Linked DNA regions of Homo sapiens: region 2 is linked to region 1. A link is an interaction called in ENCODE POLR2A ChIA-PET data of the cell type or tissue named here. Cell type or tissue: PC-9. All regions are shown on one strand. Links, peaks and the distances in the headings refer to the core of each region. The heading gives the core; the rest is flanking DNA. Region 1 overlaps PLB1 (phospholipase B1). Region 2 holds the start of LOC102723530 (a long non-coding RNA gene).

Evidence for each region. Peaks named below come from ENCODE experiments on the same cell type or tissue, not always from the same donor. Only the 100,000 strongest peaks of a DNase experiment are listed, where the experiment ranks them.
Region 2: POLR2A ChIA-PET joins it to region 1 with 15 read pairs; 7 of 35 experiments call an interaction of 5 or more read pairs at or near these places.

What each region holds. Positions count from the first base shown.
Region 1 is chr2:28,553,211-28,565,880 of GRCh38, forward strand. PLB1 (phospholipase B1) reads left to right here. Exons shown (of 58, transcript NM_153021.5): 18 at 9,831-9,889; 19 at 12,070-12,143. Among named protein-coding and RNA genes, the nearest start is that of PLB1, 63 kb to the left of the region's middle. In PC-9, for the core only: no CTCF peak of the experiment used is centred there; no DNase peak of the experiment used is centred there.
Region 2 is chr2:28,439,509-28,452,178 of GRCh38, forward strand. LOC102723530 (a long non-coding RNA gene) reads right to left here and starts at 10,677. Exons shown (of 2, transcript NR_187669.1): 1 at 10,532-10,677; 2 at 7,255-9,296. RefSeq lists enhancers at 374-873, 12,222-12,670. In PC-9, for the core only: no CTCF peak of the experiment used is centred there; DNase peaks (open chromatin) are centred at 6,563, 8,903 and 10,543; H3K27ac peaks cover 2,902 bases.

The sequences.
Region 1 (12,670 bases), core at 2,737-10,736:
CAGGCCATGTTCTGCAAAGAACCCAATGTTAGTTGTGTGAGTTGTCATCGTCCCTGCCTTGACGCCTTGATGGGTGGATTTGTTCTCCAAAAGAGCAAAACTACCTTTAAGCAGAAAGCAAAAATAGCCAGTCCATAGTCCCTGTCTGAGTTGCCTGCAGATTCACTCACACACAGAATGCACTAAAACACCACGCAGAGCAGGAAAGCACGTCATCTTATGAACGCGCCATCTTCACTGCCTCTCAGTATTTCTAAAATGTCTGTTGCTGGGCCATAAAATGGGGTGTTCTAGGCAGTCATCAGCAACCTTCCCAAAGACGGTCTGCCTGAGGGCTGTACCTTTGCCTCCAGGCAAGGTAGCCTGGGTGTGATAGCTATGGGCATGTAACCTTGGGAAGTCATGGCCATCTGGTGACCTGAGTGACTCAAAACATCAGCCTAGGAGCATCTGTAGCAGTGTTATAGATTCCCATGCTTGGTCCTAAAGGGGGGGGACTCACGTGTCCATTTATTTGTTCGTTTATTTACTCATTTGTGTGTTAGAGGATTGTTGAGTGCCTCCTTGCCTTCAGGAGTTTACATTCTAATGAATCTATTGTTTCTCATGGCCTCAGGATTATAAAAAACAGAAAATTAAGTTTGGGGATGTCACAGTGCCTAGCAAGAATCTTCTGGGGATGCAAATCTTTGTAGTCAGATTGTCTCCTTGTGCTGAGCATCAGGAGAGCAAATAAATGCTTGGCTGCCCTTCACACATGCCGTAGCTCTCCACACTCCAACTAAGACACATGGCTGGCAGGAAAGTTAAAAATATTCTAACCAAAACCTCGGTATATAACTGACTCTTGTTCTAAGTTGTAGAAGGATGGAATAGGGGATGTAGATCTTACATATACACATTTAGTCTTTATTTCCCCTCATACATGGTGCCAACTCATTCCTATTAGTTAACTAGCAGGACTTTATTAGCAGAAATAAATCATCAGCTTCATATGTAGACCCTCCTATAATAAATACCCTTACTCAAAAATAGATAGATTAGGTATAGATACAGATAGATAGATGTGTGTTTATATAGATAGATGTGTGTATATATATGTCTATATAGAGAGAGAGAGAGAAATTTTTTTTTTGAAACACGGTCTTACTCTGTTGCCCAGGCTGGAGTACAGTGGCATGATTGTGGCTCACTGCAGCCTCAACCTCCTGGGCTCAAGTGATCCTCCTGCCTCAGCCTCCAAGTAGCTAGGACTACAGGCATTATCACCACACCTGCCTTTTTTTTTTTTTTTTTTTTTTTTTTTTTAAGAGATGGGGTCTTATTGTTGCCCAGGCTGGTCTTGAACTCCCAGGCTCAGGCGATCCTCCAGCGCTGGGATTACAGGCATAAACCAGCTCACCTGGTCTAGAGAGAACATCTGAAAGTTTTAATAGCCACACACATTTACAGCAAAGTAATATCCATTCCCTTTTTAATCTTATTCTGAAAGAATGCTCTCTAAAGCATTTTATAATCTGTCTAGATGATGTTTCTGTCATGAAAGTGATAACCAGCCAATCTCATTAGAGCATATCTCAACATCTAAAAGCTGGGTAAAATGTAAACCTCTTCCTTATTCCTTGACCCTGAAGATTAGTGTGTTTATCAGTACTTGAAGATTAAAGATCAAGAAATCTCAAGGCCTTAAAATCTGAGATCCTCTGGTGACAGGAGCCATTTATATAATAACAAGATGGGTAGATTTAGGCTCCTCGATCTGACCAAGGTGAGCATGGGACCCAAACACTCGCTCTCCACCTGGAATCAGCACTCATAGATGAGTGTTGGGCCTGCACTTCTGAGTCTCACCTGGAAAGTGTCATTCAGAAAAATGGTCACAGTTAACTGGCCAATAATGAAAAATACATTTCATTATTGTGCCAGTGATCTTTTTTTTTTTTTTTTTTGAGACAGAGTTTTGCTCTGTCACCCAGGCTGGAGTGAAGTGGCGTGATTTCCGCTTACTGCAACCTCCACCCCCTGGGTTCAAGCGATTCTCCTGCCTCAGCCTCCCAAGTAGCTGGGATTATAGGTGCCTGCCGCCATGCCCAGCTAATTTTTGTATTTTTTGTAGAGACAGGGTTTCGCCATGTTGGCCAGGCTGGTCTTGAACTCCTGACCTCAGGTGATCCACCCGCCGTGGCCTCCCAAAGTGCTGGGATTACAGGCATGAGCTACTGCACCCAGCCATGTGCCAGTGATCTTGACTGAACATTCTAACTATCCTTGTGACTGATGGGGTAGGTAAAAAGACAGCACAGGTGCATATTATTATTTTCCTTTGATATTAATCATATATTTCTGGTGAGGTCATACACTCTTCTGGAGATCATGTTTGCAATTTCTAATCAAAATAATCTGATATATGTCTTATAAGAGGAGATCATCTTATCTTTATACCTCCAGTGACTCAAGCACATGGTAGAAGCCCAATAAATATTTGCTGAACTAATCTGAATGAGCATTTCTAAATCATCAGATGAACAATCCCTAGGATTGAAAAAGGTATTGAAAAATCAACTAGACCAAAATGCCTTTCATTAAAAGAATTTTTCACTAGGAATATCTTTTACAATAACTGTTTTGCATTTTGCCTTCAAAGTTACTTTCCTTTTTTTTTTTTTTTTTTCTTTTTTGAGATGGTCTCAGTCTGTCGCCCAGGCTGGAGTGTAGTGGTGCGATCTCACCTCACTGCAGCCTTGATCTCCCTGGCTCGAGATCCTCCCACTTTAGCCTCCCAAGTAGCTGGGACTATAGGCCCATGCACCATGTCCAGCTAATTTTATTTTTTGTACAGACAAGGTCTCACTATGTTGCCCGGGCTGGCCTTGAACTCCTGGGCTCAAATGATCCTCCTACCTCAGCCTCCCATAGTGCTGGGATTATAGGCATAAGCTACCATACTGGTCCAAAGTTATTTTCAAAAACCTTCTTTATAGTCTCATTTTCTAGTGCTTCTCCAAACTGACCACAGATACATGCATCTAAACATCATTAAAAGTGATGTTTCAAAATGAGATGCAACCTGTCATCAACAGGCCATGGCCCTGGCAACTTGGGTGCCTCATTCTGAGTACACTTCAGAGCTCGTGAGTGATGTGCTTTATCCACTGACTTACGGGGCCCTAGGATGAGATACATAGAGTTAATGTAAGTGATTTTTTATAATCAGTTGGTATTGGGTAGCCAGTAAAAACTAAAAACTTGCAACTTTTTCCTCCTAGTCAGCACATAGATGCAATTTGCCAAGTGCTCTCTCCTATGGACTTTATAACTTTGTAAACACTCATATCATGCTCCATTGCTAGACGGCCCTCTCCCTAACATAGTTAGCATAACCAAGAAAAACATATTGGGCCTACTAGTGAGCTTAGGATTTTCCCAGCGAGAAAAGGAGTCACTTTTTGAAAATAAAAGAGTGACAATGAGGAGTCACAGGGGACATGGCTTATTGACTTTCTGATGAAGGTGGCTATGTTGATGGCAAATTCCACACAGTGGGAAAAATTCAGAGCTTTTGCAAATAGGGATCCACAAAGCTAATTACATGCTGCTGTCACCAATAGTATAAACCAGAACAGTTCATTCATTTATTTTAAGCCATCAATTCCTTGCTAAGTCCCTGATGTCATTGATTTGACCCATTTGGCTAAAATCAGCTCTTCAAAAGCCAATATGAAAAATGGCCGGGTTACAGCACTGGGTGGTCATTCACCACGGGCATCATCTCATCGTGAGCCAGCAGTGCAATGTTCAGTGTAGGTCATGAGGCCGTCTCTGTGGTCACCACCTACTCAGGGGTCTTGTGACTTGACCTACCCTATCATCAGGAAGGAATGATGCCCTGTGGGAAATAACAGCCTGCTTGTCCCTGGACACAACCAGGCTACTGAGCGAGTTCAAACTCCCCCAAGACACTTAGAGAAGTGTTTCCCTGCCCTTTGGTTTTCATCATCTAAAACTTCGAGATCTGTAAAGTCCCTGTCACAGAGTCACTTAGCCTTTAATTCCAGTTAACACGTTTCTTGAGCTCCTCTGTGGAAGGCACGCATTGGTTCATGGAAACTCACACCGAAGACTCCAAAGGCAAAACATCGTTCCAATCTTGAGGCAGCTGCTTACTGCCATTGTGGAAGTCTTAATGTAAGTCCCTAAAATCAGACGGCAAATAGGTTGGGCAATGCTTGGTGACAATTGAGAGAAAGCATGTTTTTCAGATTAGGGCCCCAGGTGGTTTAAGTTGCTGGGTTACACAAGACAAAGCCCTAGCATGCCAAGCCTTTCTCCTGGGTATAACCTTCCATGTACAGTGGGCAGTGTCCCCATTCTACAGTCTAGTGTGCAATTTCCTTGCTATTTGTGATGCTTCGTCATGGCTTGGATGGCCTTCTGATAAGAGGTCCCCTCTGTAGAAATCGTGATGAGTTAATGATGTGTTTATCAGCTTCTCTCAAGGTGGTGGACAATTTGTACCAGATAATGTTTAGCTAATCAGCCCACACAAATTTAATCTTATCACTAAATAGTTCTTTTTCCAGGGAGAGCAACTGCTAAAGTGCTTTACTGTATTTCTAAGCTGTGTGTGTCATTAATGATGACATTAACAAACCTCAAATCAAGGTCTACGGAAAATTAGGCCAGTGAAATGTGATGTGCTCTATCTTAACAATAAGATCACAGATGAAGTCAACTCCTCCCACCCAGGTTTGCTTCATCTGGTTTATTACTGTATCTCTTGCTGAGATTCCTTCAGAATGGCCAACTGGAGAACCACCCCCACCATAATCAACCAATCTATCAGATGACGTCAGGCACTTTCAGGGCGGTATGGCCATAGACCAATCAGTCTATCTATACATATGTATGTACACACAGACATAAACATAGGGGGGTGTGTGTGTCTCTGTGTGTGTGTGTGTGTGTGTGTGTCTATGTGTTTTCTGCCTGCTACAAATTTAGGAGACAGGAATGGTAGGTTTCAGCTGCCTCTTTAGCAAACTGTAATGATAATATTTTTGAAGCAAATTTATCTATCTCTGCCATATTTTACCCAGTCCCAAGGATTTCCCCTAACATTTGCATACGAGCTAGTGTTCACAGGATTCACTGTATGATGCATTATGGCAGTAAGAATACAGTGTTTGACTGTTATCACCAGAAGCTAAAATAAACCACTCTAGAGTTGGAGGGAAAAGGTCTTATTTTTTGTTTTGTTGCCTTTTTAACCCCATTGCGTGATTTCTTTGAGAAGAGGTCATTTTAAAGTTCTCCTGCACAGCCTGATGGACACGCGCTAATGTGTGCAGCTGGCTTTGTGATTTGCTATTGTTCTTCTAACCACATGGTGTAGCTGTGGATGGCTGGGAAGAGCCAAGCAGGCTGTAATCATGTGGAAGGGTGCATGTGTGCATGGTGCATATGTGCATGGTGCATGTGTTCATGGTGTGTGTGTATGTGTGTGTGTGTGTGTAAGGGTGGATTCAAGGCATGGCGGTGGGGAGGAGAAAGAACACTGAAGAAGGATAGTCAGCAGCTCTTGAATCTAAGAGGCAGAGTTGTCATCAGGCTGTGCAGTGGCAGCTACAGTTGTGAGGGCCACAAGACAATTTATACATACACACAGGAGAAACAACTCTAGTCTTTTTTTTCTTTTTTATTGAAGGAGTCTCACTATATTGCCCAGGCTGGTCTCGAACTTCTGGGCTCAAGTGATCCTCCCAACTTGGCCTCCCTAAGTGCTGGGATTATAGGCATGAGCCATCACACGCAGCCAAATATTTATTTAATTTTTTACAGACAGTCTCACTTTGTTGCCCAGGCTGGAGTGCAGTGGTGCAATCATAGCTCACTGCAGCCTCTGCCTCCTGGGCTTGATTCCAGGTTTTTCAGGTCCAAGCGCAGTACTTGACTGCAGTCAATGGCTTTGATAATCGAGTGTCTCTATCAGTGGTTCTGAAAATGTGGTACCCAGACTGGACTGGCAGCATCAGCATTACCTGGAAACTTGTTGGAAATGCAAATCCTTGGGCCCACCCCAGACCTATTGAGTCAAAAATTCTGAAGGTGGGGCCCAGCCATCTGTGTTTTCACAGGCTCTCCAGGTGATTCCGATGCAGGCTCAATTGGAGGACCGCTGCTCTATATGTTTTGCACACATATATTTACAACTATGTATGTGTGAGTTTGTATCCTTTCATAGGAAGAGGCAAGAACTTTTACTTTTCCAATGAGAGCAAATCCTCATTGGGAGTGGCTCTCCCCATTGCAGACAGCATGAAAGAAGGTAGACAAGATGTCTCCATGAAAGGAGACGAGACCTTGGAGACCTGGAAGTCCCTTGAGTATGTTTTCCACTCAATGTTAATCCGGCTTCCTGCACAGGTACAATTCCACAGCCATGATTTGGATGTTGATGGGTGCTGTGGGTTGTATATAGTCCAGCTGTGTCAAAATCATCTCACCCTGTGTTTCACTGCAGGCCTGAAAGCTTTTTTTTTTTTTTTTTTTTTTTTTTTTTGAGACGGAGTCTCGCTCTATCTCCCAGGCTGGATTGCAGTGGCGCAATCTCGGCTCACTGCAGCCTCCTCCTCCCAGGTTCAAGCAATTCTCATGCCTCAGCCTCCCAAATAGCTGGGACTATAAGAGCACACCTCCATGCCTGGCTAATTTTTGTATTTTTAGTAGAGACGGGGTTTCATCATTTTGGACAGGCTGGTCTGAAACTCCTGACCTCAGGTGATCTGCCCGTGTCGGCCTCCCAAAGTGCTGGGATTGTAATCTGGTCACGCTACAGGCTTTATAAACTGTCTTTGGCAAAGAAGGCTGTTGAGAAAGCCTCCTGCAGACAACTTTCAGTTTATCCTTCTTAAGCACTTAACCACTGAAATGTACCAGGGTGGGCCACTCCTTGGTACAAACTCTGTACTAGGCTTCTTCCAAACCACAAGAGCTATTTCAATAATTTAGTGCAGCGTTGTGCCACTAGACACAATAGAAGCACATCGGCAAAGGTAGAGCTATGGCCAAGTCAGGGTGACCTTGGGGGTGAGGTAATTGGGGGAGTGGGAGGTGAGCTTGTGACTTGAGAGACCAAGCTATATATGGCTTAAGAAATTCTAGGGGTGGTCCCCCAAATACACTAGGATTCACTTTCTTATGTGTATAAGGTAAAGGGGTAGGTAGATGTAGTACCTGTGTGTGTATGTGAGTAATTACATATATAGCAATATCTATGTTAAACTCCTAACTTGTTAGCCAGGCATAAAAGCTTATAATCCCAGCTACTCAGGAGGCTGAGGTGGGAGGATCGCTTGAGCCCAGGAGGCCGAGGCTGCAGTGAGCCATGATCACACGCCACAGCCTAGGTGACAGAGTGAGACCTTGTCTCGAAAAATAAAAATAAAACGAATATATTGATAGATGCTACAACATAATTGAACCTTGAAAACATTATGCAAAGTAGAAGAAGCCAGACACAAAGAGTCACGTATTATATTATTCTATTTACATGAAATATCCAGAATAGATAAATCTATAGAGGCAGAAAGCAGATTACTGGTTACCAGATATTGGTTAGGCCCTGTGGCCCTAACCTACCTTTCCAAGGTGGTTTTCTCTTTGCTCTCTCATATATGCTTCATGCAAGCCAAACTGTGACTAGCTGGGCTTTCGAGACATCCAAGCTCGACCCTACCACATCCATCCATCACGCTTTTCCCTCCATCACCCGATCTCGCTCTCCCTCATCCTCCTGTTATTCCTGAGGCTTAATTCAAATGCGACCTTCTCCATGAAGCCTGCTGTGACCCCCTCCTCAGGCCCCCCAGGGGAAGATCATCCCTCCAGCTCTATAGCTTCACATCACTTCACACCTCTTTTAGTGTTTATCGGTCTTACACTATAATAACTATGGCTATTTCTCATTTTCTCCTTAGCTTGTGAGCTTTTTGAGGGCATTCTCTGTTTCTGATCACTGTGTGGTCTCCAAAGCACCCAGCCACTGCTTCGTGTTCAACATGTTTGTCCTGTGAGTTAATAGCTGCCACATCACACGGAATGCTCAAACTCAAAAGATAAAAATATGTATAGTCAAGCTGTGGAAAACAGCTTGATGCTTCCTCAAAAAGATAAGCATAGGATTACCATATAATCCACCAATTCCACTCTCAGGTGTATACCAAAATAATTGAAAACAGGCATTCAAACAAACACTCGTACACAGATATTTATAGCAATACTAGTCACAATAGCCCAAAAGTGGAAATAACCCAAATGCCTATCGATGCATGAATGGATAAACAAAAGTATGGTATATCCATACAATGGAATATCATTCAACAATAAAAAGGAATGAAGTGGTTGGGCTCTGTAGCTCATGCCTGTAATCCCAGCATTTTGGGAGGCTGAGGTGGGAGCATCACTTGAGGCCAGGAGTTCGAGACCAGCCTGGCAACATAGGGAGGCTCTCTCTACAAAAAAATAAAAAATTGGCTGGGCATGGTGGTACACACCTATAATCCTAGCTACTCAGGAGGCTGAGGTGGGAGGATCACTTGAGCCCGGGAGGTCGAGGCTGCAGTGAGCCATTATCACGAGCCACTGCACTCCAGCCCAGGTGACACAGTGAGACTTTGTCTCAAAAGATAAAAATAAAATGAATGTATTGATACATGCTATAACAAATGAACCTTGAAAACATTATGCAAAATAGAAGAAGCCAAACATAAAAAGTCACATATTATATGATTCTATGTACATGAAATATCCAGAATAGATAAATCCATAGAGGCAGAAAGCAAGTTTTTGGTTACTAAGGACTGGGAGGAGGGAGAAATGGAGAGTGACCACTTAATGGGTTATAGGGTCTCATTTTGGGGTAATGAAAATGTTTCAAAGCTAGATAGAGGTGATAGTTGCACAACATTGTGAATAGACTAAATGCCACTGAACTGTTCACCTTTAAATGGTTAATTTTAGTTATATGAATTTCATCTCAATTAAAAAACAGTCGGCCGGGCGCGTTGGCTCTCGCCTGTAATCCCAGCACTTTGGGAGGCCAAGCCAAGTGGATCACAAGGTCAGGAGATCGAGACCATCCTGGCCAACATGGGGAAACCCTGTCTCTACTAAAAATACAAAAATTAGCCAGGTGTGGTGATGTGCACCTGTATTCCCAGCTACTCAGGAGGCTGAGGCAGGAGAACAGCTTGAACCTGGGAGGCGGAGGTTGTAGTGAGCCAAGATTGCACCACTGCACTCCAGCCTGGAGACAGAGCAAGACTCTGTCTCAAAAAAAAAAAAAAAAAAAGTCAGTGGCATAAAAGTATTCCTTTTTCACTTTAGAGAAACTGAACTGATTTTTATAGGATGATGTAATATTTTATCCCAAATATCAGATCCTAGAATAGATTAAGTATTGGTTGCATTTCCATGGCAATTTCTTCCCTCCTCCCAAATCACCTTGCCAAGGGCCTGCCACCACTCGCCTTGTAGCATCTGGTCCCACCAAATGCGAGCACAGCTCCCCACTTAAAGCAGGATCCACCTTTCAGCTTCCTGTTCCTGTGTCCAGGTGCCCCAGAGAGGAAGCCAGCACTCAGACTCCACAGCTGGCATTGCAGAGCCCATTGACAAGGATGGGTTTTTCCTATCTTTTATCCAAGGTGTCTTGGTGGTAAAAACTGACTTTTTCTTTGTTATCCTGGAAGTTGTTCCTTTGTTTCAGAGTAGATGGGTCCAGTGCTTTCCTGGAAGCCCCATTTTCCACTCACTCCTGCTTATATTCTTAGTTCATAGGCTGAAGCCGGCTGACATCAACGTAATTGGAGCCCTGGGTGACTCTCTCACGGTAAGTGACCCTGATGCAGAAGGGGCAGGAGGGGAAAAGATTTTGACTAATATGAGAACCTGGAGAGGAAAATGGAGAGAGAAGGTCTCACGCCTGGCTCTTAGATGCTACCATCTCGGGTCCTGATCTCCATCTCTCCATTGTCCGACCCACCCTGGCATTCAACAGCATTCCCTTCCCATCATGGTTTCCCACCTCCATTCTGGTCTCATCTTCCTCCCCCAATGCTGAGATGAAGGAGAGAGCAGGAAGTGGAGGGACCCCAGAGGGAGTGTGGGTGACAGGAGTGACCCACCCCAAGTCACACAGCTGGTCAGCGGTGGGGCAGGATTGGACAAGATCTCCAGACCATGGTGTAGAACTCCTCCAAGGATCCAGTGCTTTGTTTTGTCCATGTAGAAAAGCTAAGGGAAGGTACCAGGAAGAGAGGTGAAGAGATGATGAGACAGGGCAAGTGCTAATGGGGGCAGGGAGGTGGGGGAGGGTGGGAAGACGGGAGTCTGTGGAAGAGGCAGATAGGCCAGAGATGTTCCAAACCCACTTCTGCATCTGCCCCCGGGTGACATCCCAGACCCTGCAAAGCACTATCCATGAAAAGCAGAATCAGGCCCTTGAGAGCCTGGGGGCTGGGAGTCCCAGAGGTTCCTAGACACAGCTTCCATTCAACAGCCTCTCATCAGAGTCCAGCTGCTATTCTCTGGGCCAGTAGAATACAGGGTCTCCAGCTGAATCCTCCCCAAGAACAAGCAGACACCTCTCATGTCTATGGTCTATCACAATGATATCATCCACTCAGTGGGATGTATCTTCATGACAAAATCCTGTGAGGCATGACTTTCTTTAGATTCAACCAATAAAGGCTGGGCCCAGTGGCTCACATCTATAATCTCAGCACTTTAGAAGGCCAGGGTGGGAGGATCACTTGAGGCCAGGGGGTCAAGGTGAGCCTGGGCAATGTAGCAAGACCCAATCTCTACAAAAAAGAAAAGAAAAAAAATTAAGCATGGTGACACATGCCTATAGTCCCAGCTACTTGAAAGGCTGGGGCTGGAAGATCACTTGAGCTCAGGATTTCGAGGCTGCAATGAGCCACAATGGTGCAACTGCACTCCAGGCTGGACAACAGAGCAAGGCCCTGTCTCTAAATCAATAAGAAGGTGAATGAAGCTGGGCAAGGTGAAGTGCCTAAGGTCACACAGCTTGTAAGTGCTCGAGCCAGGATCACAAATCAGGGATCCTGACCCTAAGTCCAGGGCCCTATCCCTATGCTGTGGCAGCCTCCTCCGTGGCCCCTCAGCCACTCTTTACCCCAAAGACCTGACTGCTCATAACCTCCCAGGAAGGACTGGCAGGCTGGGCCTTAGCAGCTTCATACACTGCTTATCCCAACCTCTTCCTGCCCGGCGGGGCCTGACATCACCTGCTCCCAATTCCCTGGTCTCCTTGAAGATACTCTCAGGACAAGGGGTCATCACATCTCGGCACAGCTGCTCAGGGGTTCCTAGGGAGGCAGCACTTTGGGTGTGAACCTGCCTGGCAGGTAGCAAAGGAACTGGGCACCAGAGAGCAGGGATCACACCTGGGGGGCCTCTCATGGAGGCCAGCCTTCACCCCCAACTGCCTGGGAGGCCAGTCTCAGCATGCCCTTCAAAATGCTCAGAAGCAAAGTGCTTTAGGCAAGGGACACGCACCTGGAGAGTGTCCACATTGTGCTTTCTTCAGCTGATGACGGCTACGTGGGATTTCATTTTATTACTACATTTTAAACTGCATAGGTGAGATATATTGGTATAAAAGGATAATGATGTATTTCCTTTTATGATATACTTCACAACTTTAAAAAAATGAGAAAAACAGGACCCTGAAATGTATCCTTTTGAAAAGGTACAGTCTAATTTCAAGAGCACTTTTGCTGGACGAGTTTTACTTGGTCTTGGCCTAGGCAGGGTTTCTTAGAATGAAGCAGAGCTGGGAGTAGCACCAGGCATTCCCAGTGGGCACTCTCACTCATCTCTGAAAAGGCAGGATACATATGGAGACATGGTGCCATCTAGACCCTAGATCCCAGAGAGTGCCCAGGTGGTCCTGGCCAGCATAAGAACATAGACCTTTTGGCAGGTAGGCAGAGGTGGGCCACTGGGGAAAGCAGAGAAACTCACCCCCTCATTGTTCCCTCTCAGGCAGGCAATGGGGCCGGGTCCACACCTGGGAACGTCTTGGACGTCTTGACTCAGTACCGAGGCCTGTCCTGGAGGTGAGTGAGGGTGTGGCAAGGCCCCAAAGGCCCCTTCATTGCAGAGCAAGGGAAGCCCCCTGAGTGTTCTAGAAAACAACGCCTTAAGCAGAAGGGTGGGCCATTTTGTTCTTTTCTATGACCAACTTCTAGGTTTAATTTGAAAAAGGTATTCACCAGCCTCCTCAAACCACTACATTGCCCAAAACAGTAGCTGAGCCTTGAGCCAGGAATCCAGGAGAGAAACTACATAAATGTTTGGGCTGGAAATGCTTCTCTGGCTTCCATTTCTCCCTCTGTGATATAATCTCAGAAGGAGGCAGTGGCCTGAGTGATGCACAGATCATTGCCTTTGGAACCAGAGTTGTAGCTGAGCCCTAGCTGCCCAGTTGGATGTAACCTTGGGCAAGTTCCCTAACCTCTCTGAGCTTCTCTCCTCATCTCTGATGCAGAAATAATGCTACTACCTGAGCACTGTCTGAGGGCTAGAAAGAATTTAGGTGTCCAGCACAGTGCTTGACACTAAGTATCTGGTAGTTGGCATTGTT
Region 2 (12,670 bases), core at 2,564-10,563, 110 kb before region 1:
ATCCCACAGGCCAGGAGCATCTGTCAGTGCCCCAGTGCTGACTCTCCAGGGCACTCTTCGGACTGAGGAGGAGGCAGAGGGCCTCATCAGCGGGGGCAGGGGGACCAGGAGGACTGGATGTTAACAAATTGCCCAGCACCAGTGGCCGTCATGTTTGTTTCTTAATTAGGCCGAGTTAATGAATGTCGTGGCTCGTGATTCACTGCTTTGGAGGATATATCCCTTTCTGTTTGCCTTCCTCTCACCTGGGCCTGACAGCTGCCACCCCCACGCCACCACCCTCCACACTCCTCTGCCACACAGCAGGCCTTGGAGTCAGCCCACCTGCCGGAGGGGGTGGCCATACTCAGTCTTGGGCCCCCAGCCCTGCTCCATCAGGGTTCCTGGACTGGCAGAGCCAGAGGGGACAATGGAGAGCCCCCATCAGTGCTGAGGAACTCAGCGTAGAACGCCCTGAGCTAGGCCCTCCCCTGAGCCCCGCTTTACTTTCACAGGTGGCAGGGCGGGCAACGGCCGCACGGGTGTTAGCAACAGAGTCCAGGCCAGCGGGCTGAGGCCCTGGACAGGTGTCGGGAGCCAGACTCATGACGCTTCCCCCACCTGCCCCCTTCCCTCTGCCCGCTACAGACAACACACGCCTGAAGCAGGGCTGAGCCCTGGGCGCAGTGGATAAGGCCTCTCCTTTTCGTCCATACAAACCTCTAGGGGACTTGCCATGCTTGTGGGGAGCCAGGTTGTCAGAAAATGGGCTCATGGGTGAGGTCTCCTGAAACTTCTAGCTTCTCCTGGGAGACCAGGGAGGGCAGAGATTTTAAAGTTTAAAAGGGTCCACATGTTCCTCAGTCTGAGAACCAGGCAGTCCTACGGAGAGGCCAGGGCTCAGCACTCACTCACTTCTTCAATGCCACCTTCCATACCCACTGTTTAAGAAGTCACCACCTTGGGCCTGAGCTGGGGGTGCTGTAGAGTGGAGCAGGGGCAAGCTGAGGGGGACAGAGGTCTAGCGGCAATTCTGGTGGAGAGTAAGCTCAACCTCTGGACAACCCAAAGACATTTCCTCCATGTGCCTTCCTCCAATGCCACTTTTTATTTTCTGAATTGTCTGCAAGGAGAGTGAGATGTTGGGCACTGCAGCCAGAAAGACCTTGTCCTCTGCCTGGGACAGAGGGAAGGACGGGCCAGAACCAACATCCTTGTCAGGGAGACTCAGGGCAACTGGGACCGAAGAGCTTCAGGGTTCAGCGTCCCCACCGGCTGGCCCCTCCACCAAGCAGGTTTGCAGGAAGACAGCATGACGCAGGAGGAACACAGTCACCTTAAAAGGCACCTGTTGACTCCCTAAGGTGCCTGGGCTCAGGGTGTGGGGTGGGGATGGGGGAGGGAAAAAGTGAAAAAGATCCAATATGGAGACACAAGAAACCAGGCTCTTTGGGAAGAAATTCATCAGGAAGTAGTTCTGGAACGTCTTTCTCCCAGTAAGCAGCACAAGCCATGCAGGCATTTGGAGGGGAGAACTTCTGCCCTCCAAACCCATGATGGTGCCATATGGAAAGTGATGATGCCACTGGAAGGCACCAATTGCCACTGGACAGGACACTGTGGTGTCTTGAGAGCAAGAGCACCAGCCTGTTTTTTATTTTATTTTATTTATTTTATTTTATTCTGGTTAACTATATAAAAGATTTATCTTGCCTCTTTTATTTTAATAAACTAGATAAATATTGTATTAAGAAATCAAGTTGTTGGCTGGGTGCAGTGGCTCACACCTGTAATCCCAACACTTTGGGAGGCGAAGGTAGGCAGATCACCTGAGGTCAGGAGTTCGAGACCAGCCTGGCCAACATGGTGAAACCCTGTCTCTACTAAAAGTACAAAAATTAGCTGGATGTGGTGGTGCACACTTGTAATCCCAGCTACTCGGGAGGCTGAGGCAGGCGAATCGCTTGAACCCAGGAGGTGGAGGTTGCAGTGAGCCGAGATCGTACCACTGCACTCTAGCCTGGGCGACAGAGGGAAACTCCGTCTCAAAAAAAAAAAAAAAAAAAAAAAAAGAAATCAAGTTGTTTGTGTTTAAATACTCACGAGTAAGGTTTGTTAGGTTTTATGTGCTAGCATTTTTTAAAATTTTTTATTTTTAAAATGTAATAAAATACACATAACATAAAATGTACTATCTCTTCCATCTTAAGAGTACAGTTCAGTCACATTAAGTATATTCACATTGTATGCAACCAATCGCTTTTTCATCTTAGGAAACTGAAACTCTGTACCCATTAAACAAAAACTCCCCATTTTCCCCTCTCTTCTGCCCCTGGCAACTGTTTTTGTGTGTGTGTGTTTTATTTGTTTTTTTGTTTGTTTGTTTGTTTTTGAGGTGTACTCTAGAGACACTGAGATGCGTCGATCTTAAGTGTAAAACTCACTGAGTTTTGACAGACGTGTACACCCATGCAACCACAATTCCAATCAAGATATAGCATATTTGCTTCACTCCACTAGGTTGCCTTTTTACCTTCTTCATCAATCTCCAACCCCACCCTGAGGCAACCAACGTTCTGATTTCTATCATCACAGATCCTTTTTGGAATCATCTCATATGCACTCTTTTGTGTTGGCTTCTTTCTTCCACACAGTGTTGACATTTGTCCATGTTGCATTGTTTGTTCATTTTTATTGTTCAGTAGTGTTCCATTGTATGAAGAAACCACAATGTATTTATCTACTTATCTACCTGTTCATGGTCATGTGGGTAATTTCCAATTTTTGCTAATAAAGGAATAAAACTGCTATGGATATTTTTGGACAAGTTGTTTTTTGGGTGAAAATCTGTTTTTATTTCTCTTGGGGCAATACTTGGTTGTGGAATTGGTGAATCATAGGGTTGGTGTATGTTTAACTTTCTAAGAATCTGCCAAACTGTTTTCCAAAATGGTTGTACCATTTTGTGCCCTCACCAGTGTGTGTTACAGTTGCTTCACGTCCTCACCAGCATTTGCTATTGTTGGTCATTTTCAGCTTAGCCATTCGAGTGGGTGTGAAATGTTACTGCTGTGGTTTTAATTTGCATCTCCTGATTAAGCACAATGAGGCTGAGCAATTTTCATTTGTTTACTGGCCCTTTGTAATGTTCTTTTGTGACGTGTCTGTTCATGTCCTTTGCTCCCTTTTATTTATTAGGCTTTAAAAAATCATTTTATTCTTGATTTGTGAGTATTTATATATTCTAGATACCAGAACTTTGTCAGATATATGTTTTGTGTGAATATTTTTTTCACAGACTGACTTGCCTATTTTCTTAAAAACGTCTTTCCAAGAAAAAGAAAACAAAAATGGCCAGGTGTGGTGGCTCACACCTGTAATCCCAATACTTTGGGAGGCTGAGGTGGGAAGATGGCTTGAGGCCAGGAGTTAGTTCCAGGCCAGCATGAGAAACACAGGGAGACCCTATCTCTACAAAAAAAAAAAAAAAAAAAATCAAATAAAAACCAACAAAAGAGTTTAAAACAACAAAAAATTGATAATGTCCAATCTACAAATTATTTCATTTTTTAATAGTTTGTGATTGTTTTTCTTTGTGTGTGATCTGTTTAAGAAAACTTTGCCTACCCAAAAGTCATGAAAATTCTCTCTTCTGTTCTTTTTTAGAAGCTTTATAGTTTTAGATTTTTTGTTTAGGTCTATAATCCATCTATTTTTTTTTTTTTTTTTTTTTTTTAGACAGGGTCTGGCTGGCTCTGTTACCCAGGCTGGAGTGCAATGGCGCATTCTGGGCTCACTGCAATCTCTACCTCCTGGGCTCAAGCCATCCTCCCACCTCAGCCTCCCAAGTAGCTGGGACTACAGGTGCATGCCACCAGGCCCAGCTAATTTTTTGTATTTTTTGTAGAGACAGGGTCTCGCCATGTTGGCCAGGCTGGTCTGAACTCCTGATCTCAAGCGGTCCGCCTGCCTTGGCCTCCCCAAATGCTGGGATTACAGGCATGAGCCACTGTGCCTGGTGCAAAATAATTTTTGAGTATGATGTGAGGTAAGGGTCAATGCTCATTTTTTAATATCCAGATGTTCTAGCATCATTTAAAATTAAAAAGACTTTCCTTTCCCCCATTGAATCACATTGGTGCCTTTGTTGGGAGTCAGTTGAGCACATACACATGGTCTCACTCCTAGGCTTTCTATTCTGTTTCCTTGATCTCCTTGTCTATTCTGACACCAATATCTTATTGTCATGATTACAATAGCTTTACAGCAAGTTCTAATTCAGGTAGTGAAGACGGATGCTCCATGGGGTACTGCATATACATATTTTGTTCTTGTTGTTTTGTTTTGTTGAGACAGGGTCCCACTCTGTTGCCCAGGCTGGAGTGCAGTGGGATGATCATAGCTCACTGCAGCCTTGACCTCCAAGGCTCAAACGATCCTCCTGCCTCAGCACCCCAAATAGCTGGAACTACAGATGCACACCACCGTAGCTGGCTAATTTTTGTATATTTTTAGAGATGGGGTTTCGCCATGTTGCCAGGCTGGTCTTGAACTTCCGGGCTCTAGCAATCTACCCGCTTTGGCCTCCCAAAGTGCTGGGATTACAGGCATGAGCCACTGTGCCCAGCCTGTGCAGCATATTTTTGAAATATCAGCCCATTCCTCCCAGTATTTATTCTTTGCCCTTTTCACCACCAGTTCTGAGCTGATTACCAAGGGGGAAGTGGATATAACAGGATACAAGGCAGAAAAAAGGGGTGCCTTTCTGGCTTTGGTTTCAAAGCCCAAGTCCTAAAAGGAACAGAGTCACAAAGTTTGGAGAAAACAGATGATAGAGAGCAGCTCCCACTCCCGCTTCCAGCCAACCACCCTTCTAAGACTAGAGAAAAATCCCCTAGGTGGGGAGGAGAGAGAAGAACGGGAGGGAATTAGAGAGCAGCTCCGCACCCCTATATCTTGGGTTAGGGTCTCAGGAGCCAGCCAGATCTCACAGAGGGGACAGACAAGGCTTGTAGAGCCTCCCCTGGCTCTGATCAGTGCGGGAGCAGCAGCATGAATTCTAGACCCTTAGTATGACCCGGAGAGAGGTGCACACTGAAGGATCTGTAAGATCAGAACAGCAGCCATCCCAGCAGAGGCCTGCATGAGGAAAGTCTCCCCAATTCCTTAGCTCTTGGTGAACCTCCTAGAAAATCACTCCCAACACTGAGAAGAGTGAGCAGGAAAACCTGCATTGACTGGGTAATTTTCTGCCATTCTGGTGGTGAGGTATCTCATCTGAGTTATAGGAAGGGAAAGAAGGTAATATTTTTTGAACATCTGAGTTAGTTACTTAAGGTTTATTCCAGCTTTATATGGAACTTCTAACACCCTACATTTTAAGGACTAAGCCTAATGTTAATACAGAGTGGTGATGAGGAGGGAACCACCCATTCCGCTGGGAGAGGAGCTGGTGGGGAGGAACTGGGAGAGCCTGGGCCAGTAGGCTTCCCTGCCTCACTTATTCTCAGCCCTGTGTTTGGGATATCACAGTGCCATCAAGCAACTCAGCTTCATAATGGGTTCCTCTGAGTTCTATTCCTCTGTCCTGCAATGCTTTAATCAAGTCCTGCCTCTTGATGCGTCACTTTCATCTTGAGCAACTCAACGGACATTCAGTCCTCAAGATCTGCATGGAGCAAAGTTTGAGGGTAAGCCCCATCTCTCACACAGCAGTGACTATTTGGGAAGCTAAGGCTCCAAGTGAGGACACTGTCTTGTGCCGGGTGCAGAGGACATTGAGGTGGGGCTGCCTCATGCTTCACAGTCCTAGCGTTATTTTCCATGCCATCTGTGTTCTGACTAAACCCACTTTAGGTATGGGGAAACTGATGCTTCAGCCCTATTTATTGCATGCCAGGAAAGTCTAGTTCGCATGTTGTTTTGCTTATGTTAGCATGTTCACCTTGCACAGTAACTCCAAGAATGTAAAAAAGACACTTCAAAATGCATTGAATAAATACCTTCCTTTGCTGTGATCCCATGTCCACCAAATGTTCTGAAATGAGACACATGGAAAATGGAAAACAGACCAAAAATATTTGCTTGACTGACATTGTGGATTAGGGTGTCCACGAGAGTATAAACACACACACCCACTACACACACACACCCACTACACACACGCACCCTGCAGAGTGGGCCCCAGGATTAGGGACCTTCCACAGCAACCAACGCTGGCTGCCAATTTCAGAGCTGCCCCTGGGCCTGGCTCTGCTGGATTGAGGCCAGGAGTGCCTGGGTCTGAGGAATGCACTCACCTGGAGCTCAGAAGGAGCCCCTGCACCCTCTACCTGGGCAGCCCAGAAAGGTGTTGGGGCTGTCACTCCACACTGAGAGGGCATCACCACTCAGGGGCTTGGAAGAAGGGGGAATGGGTCAGGACTTTTAGTTCATTGCTAAATGAAGCCTAACTCCCCTCTGGGGTCCTGTGGCCTGGACCCCTGGTGCAGGTCCGCGGTGGCCTTGCTCAAGGGAGCACTGAACTCATTCACCCTCCCAGCAGTCAAACCATGACACGCAAGAGCCTCTTACTCATCCCGAAGTCATCAGTCATGTTTCCAAGAGTGTGAGTAATTCAGGGAGGGAGGGAGAGAGGGCTCCAGCTGGGGGTGGGATGATGCTGAAGAGGTGATGTGGCCCAGAAGGAGCCCTAATTCTTCTTACTCCAAAGCTGGAAATGCTCTTCTTTTTGAGAAGAGATGTCTCCTTAATCTGCTCCCAATGGGGTGTGTGTGTGTGTGTGTGTGTGTGTGTGTGTGTGTGTGTGTGTGTATGTGTAGAATACTGGCAGCTTAAAGAAACTGGAAACCAAAGCAACAAGGACTTCTCCCTTCATTCCCAGGAGCTGAGAAGGTGTGCTGGCTCAGAGGACGGAGGCCAAGTGGGCACTTTTTTTACTTATTAATAAAATATACATTCAGACAGGGCACAGTAGCTCAAGCCTGTAATCCCAGCACTTAGGGAGGCCGAAGCGGAAGGATCGCTTGAGCCCAGGAGTTTGAGACTAGTCTGGGCAACATAGTGAGACCCTAGCCCTAAAAAAAATTGAAAAATTAGCTGGGGGTGGTGGCACACAACTGTGGTCCCAGCTACTCAGGAGGCTGAGGTGGGAGGATTGCTTGAGCCCAGCTGGTCAAGGTTGCAGTGAGCCATGATTGTGCCACTGCACTCCAGCCTGGGTGACACAGTGAGACTCTGTCTCAACTACAATGCAATACAATAAAGTATGTACTCATATTTGCCCAGCACTTTATTCCATTTTGAGCCTTTGAGGGGAACAAGTTAGGTATTGTTATCTCCATTTTATAGCCAAGGAACTGAAGCTCAGGGCAGTCATGTAAGCTGCTAGTGTCCTATCACAGGCAACTATTGGAGCTGGGATTTGAACCCAGGTCCCTTAATGACTAGTCCAGCCCCTACATCCCTGAACTGTGAGGGCTTCCTCTAAACAGAGGGCTCTGTTAGCCTTTCGACTTGTTTTCTATCCAAGATCATCTTTCAGCAAGTGGGCTCAGCCTGGACCCAACAATTGTCCCTTGCCTTCCTAGACCACACTCTTACAGAGGTCCTGGCCGTGGGTACTCCTGGGGGATGCTCAGTTCCAGGTCACTTTCCCCTCCTCCTAGCCTGGGACTTGACCCAGGAGAGCTGGCTGCCTTCAGAGGAGAACCTTTTCCAAGGAAGTCACAGGGGAGAGAGCCAGGGGAACCCCGGTAGGATGGAGAGTCTGTGGGTGGGTCTGCCCAGACAGTGGGAGTTGACCAAGCATCAGCTCCCAAGAGGCCCAAGCCTAAGGAGTTAAGTACTAGCAGTCAGGCATTTTGGCTATGGATTGGCTGAGGGACCTGACCTCTAACCCTGTGTCTTCCTTTCTTGCGTTTCCCAGCCCACTTCTTCCCATAGAGCCATGAGAAGACATCCTTGGTTCACTGGAGGAGGAAACCCTGCAGGAAACACACCTGGGAAAATAACTCCCATTTCGAGGCAGAAATGATTATTCTCAGTATATTGATGAGGAAACTGAGGCTTTGGAGGTTACATAACTCAGGCTATACCACCCAGCTAGTGAAGGGGGCAGAACAAGAGTTCAGATCTGATGGTGTGGTGGCCATTTCACCAAATCATCCTGCCTTAGAAAACCTGCAACAGCCCAGAACAGGCACCTCGACCACCTCACTGCAGACGCTAACCTCAGATGGTGACCAAAGAGAAAGCCTGACATGGGAAAATGACTTGAGATCAGAGGCTACATTGAGCTGTATTGTGCGCCCCACTCCTCCAAATGTATATGTTGAAGTCCTAACCCCCCAGAACCTCAGAATGCAACTGTATTTGGAGACAGGGTCTTTAAAGAGGTAATTAAGTTAACATGATGTCATTGGGGGGGACTAAATTAAATGTAACTGGTGTCCTTACAAGAAGTGATTAGAACCAAACAGACACAGGGGGAAGACCATGGGCAGACACAGCAAGATGGCAGCCATCTCCAAGCCAAAGAGAGAGGACTTAAAAGAAAGGACCCCTGCTGGCCCCTGTCAGTCTTCCAGCCTCCAGAATTGTGCAAGTATAAATTTCTGTTGTTGAAGCCACCTGATGTACAGTATTCTCTTCTGACAGCCTCAGCAAACTCATTCAGAGCCCCTTAAAAAATCATCTCTGTCCCCAGTTCCTGCACACAGTAGGCACCGAATCCACATTTGTTAACTGGCTGAAGGAAGTGCCATGAACGCTGGGCTCTCCAATAGGTGGAGAAGATTCAAATTTTGATTTTTGCAACCAGCCTCCTTCCTCTTGTTGAAACTTCCTGTTTCTGAGGAATAGAGATTTTACAGATCCCAGAGGGCATCCAGTAAACCCAGCAGCTATTACCAAATAATTCTGGTTTTGATGATCTCAGTGAGTATGAATCAGAAGCAAGCAGACTTGCGTTTCTTTTGAAATATACCCAAGGTTAAACGTTAGAGGAAGAAGCAAAAACATATCGGAAAATGTATTGCTAGCAAGGAACTATTTGTGTTGTTGGTGCCCAAGGCCTGATGAGATGGGCTTTCCTTCCTTCTGTGTGGAGCAGAACCTGGTGAAGGCTTGAGTGACCAACGTTGTTGCTGCTCGGGCCAAAGCAACCTCTTCCTGTCCAAGTGCCCATCCTCACGGTTCTCACCTGGATCTCTTATTTGAAAAAGAGAATTCCAGGGTTGAGGGTGCCTCCTGGAGCCCTCATCATCCAGGTGACTGCTGTGGCCTGGAGGAGGTCCTGGCCCTTGTAGAAGGGCACCCTGGTGGAATAGGAAGGTTTGGGATAGGAAGAGAGTATGGGGTCCACACAGCTACAAGCCAGGGTCCTGCAATGGGATCAAACAGGGCATGGGTAAGATGGTTGAGGCTGGGGTGGTGTCAGGTCACCATGAAGCCGGGCTGCTTTTAGGGGCATCACTTGGAACAGGCAGCATTCGGGCAGGGGCTGTAAAACACTTTGGAAATTGGAGTTCGAGCAGGAGCTCCTAGGGAGGACTTGTGGTGCAAGGGAGGGCTTGGAATTAAGTGGGAAGAGCCCAGACAACCCTGGCTTCTGCTTCTGGCTCTGCCACATGCTAGCCGAGGGGCCTGGCAAGCTCTGTCCTCTAGAGAACCTCAATCTCTCCATCGTCAGGGGACACTGGGCCACCTTCGAGGATCAATGGGGTTCTGGAGAAAAGGAGTGGCATGGGATGATGTGCGAAAAAACCTCCAGCCCAGGCAGGACACTGGTAAGGGCTGGAGCCAGGCACGGGTCTGTCAGGGTGGGACTTGGCCATCGCACGCTCAGGGGTTCCTCTCCCAAGAAGGGGGAATGTGGCCAGGAGCCCCAGGGTTGGTGCCTTCAGGATCCTCAGGGCCTGCAGGGCAGCAGCTCAGATTCTTTAGGAAGTGGCTGCCCCTCCCTCCTCAAAGCCATTTCTCTCCCTTCACCATCTCAGGAACTTCTTGCACTTCCCCAAACGTTCCCGAGCCCCCACCTCCATGCCTTCCTGCACGATGCTCTTCCCGCGGCCTGAAACTCCCTTCCCTTCCCATGTCTGGCTTCTGCCTACTCCTCCCACACGATTATCTCAGATATCTCTCCCCACCCCGCGTCTTCTCCCAGGGAGTCTTTCCTGACCACTCCCTCTGCATGGAGCCTGGCTGTCTGTGTCTGTCTGTCTGTCCATCCATCTGTCAGCCATGCCTCTGGCCTCCTGCCACACCTCCCTCTCCCGGTGCCCACCCACACCCTGCAGTGGAACTCTATTTCCCCTCTGGACCATGAGCTCCCGGGCCCTGGCCCTGATCTTCCCTCTCAGGGGCCTAGTCCAGGGTCTGAAACATAATAACAGCTCAATAAATGAGTGTCAAAACAATTACTGGCTTACTCAATGAATGACTTCTGAATACAGGGCCCACTTCTACAAATGAGTCACAAGTCTGAGCCACCGTGCCCTGCCCCCACCCACTGACCCCAGTGAAACCCTCCCTGTGATGACATCATCATTACCTTGAATTCTCAGAATCACCGGTGCCTTCTATCTTCTCCTTTTACTCTACCTGCTTCTAAATCCCCCTCCTCCTCCTTCTTTCCCCCTCCTCTGGGGGCAGCACATCTAAATAAGGTAGTGTTCCTTCCGGGCTGTGAATTATCAGGATTTTCATCTAGTGACTCGGGAAATTGTGAGACAGAATCAGGAAGTCGATCCCCAAGTGCTGGACAAGGAGATGCGATGCCAGTTGGCCCCTGGTGCTCTGGAGTTAACTGAGTAGGAGACTGGGAGGACCTAGGTAGGGAAGGAGGAGGCTTGAGCTGAGGAGAATGGGTATGGGGTGTGGGAAACTGGCGGGGTTGGGCTCCTTACAGACTGCACAGGCCAAGGCATCCCTGGTCTGGCATGAAGGGAGAGGCCACTGCCCTGTCCCATACACTTGGCTGCCTAAGGTCCTTTGTGGGGAGGCAACCATCCTCCCCACACCCAACTTAGATGATCAGGAAGGAGCCCACCCAGGGAACATCCCTGCCTCTCATCTCATCTTCTCTCCTGTGACTCCTCCTGTCTTTTTCCCTAAATGTCATGGAGGTGTTTCTGGCACAAGTAGTGAGGAGCTGGCCAACCAGAGCATGCCCCGGGGTCACTGCCATTTTCATGTCATACCCTTTTCATGAAGAAATAAATTAGGACCCTGCTTCTGGAAAACTGATGTTTGTGACATCATGTAGGGAACAGATGGGATATTTGAGATTCTTGAAAAAGGATCATATATATCTCAATAAAAGGCAACTTCTGAGGCCAGAGGAAAACATAATAAATAAAAGGACTGCTGCTTCCTGTATCAGGTGGGAAAAGCATGACATGAGTTAACCCAAAAAATGTTTTTTTGTAAACAAGTAAAAGTAAATAAACCCAAGAAGGGCAGGAAAGTCAAAGGTTGTTTCTTGACAGGTTTGTCAAGGGGTACAGGGGTCCCGTGGCAGCATGTCCATCCCCGCCTTCTCACACTGCCTTGCAATCGCCGCCTTGTCTCCGGAGCCCTAGAGGGCAGGGCCATTACGTTATCTCTCTCTCAATCCCCGGGGCCTAGCCTGGGACCTGACACATAGTAGGTGCTCAGTAGGCAGAGAGACCGTATAATTTATCATCCAAACTGGGACACTTCAAGGTCAAAGGAGGCTATTAATAATTACATCTGGACAACAGTTGTAATCTGGGACTGTCTGGACAAAAAGGTGTCTGTTGAATAAGTGAATGAATGAACAAATGAATGAATGAATGATTCTTAGGCTGAGGCTGCTGACACCGAGGCATTCATGGCTTCCTACATCCGTTGGTGCCACTGTCTAATAGAAAATTCACCCGTGTATACCATGTATACCAAGCTGGGATTGAAAGTCCATCTCCGTTCTTAGCTTGCAGACTGGGACTCCACTGCAGAGAGAAACTGGGCTGAGCCGGAAGGGCCCTGCAGGTGCTGCTCAGAGCATCTTCCTCCACTTTCCTGCTGGCTTGGGCACCAGGAACTCGGCTCTGCGCTTTCTGTTCTTTGTAGCATTTAATCCTTACACCAGCCTTGTGAAGTAGATGTTCTTATTACCTTTTACAGGTGAATCAACCCAGGCTTAGAGAAGTGAAGTATTGTGCCCAAGGCGCTAATATCAGAGATACAACCTATACCCAAGTCTGTGGGACACCGAAGTACGTGCCTCTAAGACGTCACCACCTTGCCTTTTATGTGGCCTTCTCTCAAGAAGAGGACTTAGAGGCTTGGGGCGTCCAGTTTCTGGAGGCAGGCAGGGCCTCCTGTGGCCTGATCCATTGGCTGGAGAGGAGTCAGCAGGGGCTGGGGTCATGGCATTGTCCCAGTGGGAATGGAAAGTTTGCCTCCTGGAGGCGCCCCCTCTGCCCCACGTCTGATTGCGGGCAGAGTCTTGGACGGGGCAGTGGCACATTCAGAACCTCTGGCCAGGCTAGGACCATGAGAAGTGGGCTTTTCATAGGTTACAAGCCCTGTGGCCGTGGGAGCAGGCGGGGCAGGGACCCTGGTCAGCCTGATTCACAGGCCAGGATGCTGCCACCTGAGCCTTGTAACTGAGCCCTCGTGGCTCCTGAGGGTGGGTTAAGGAGGAGAAGGTGTTCCGAACCGGAAC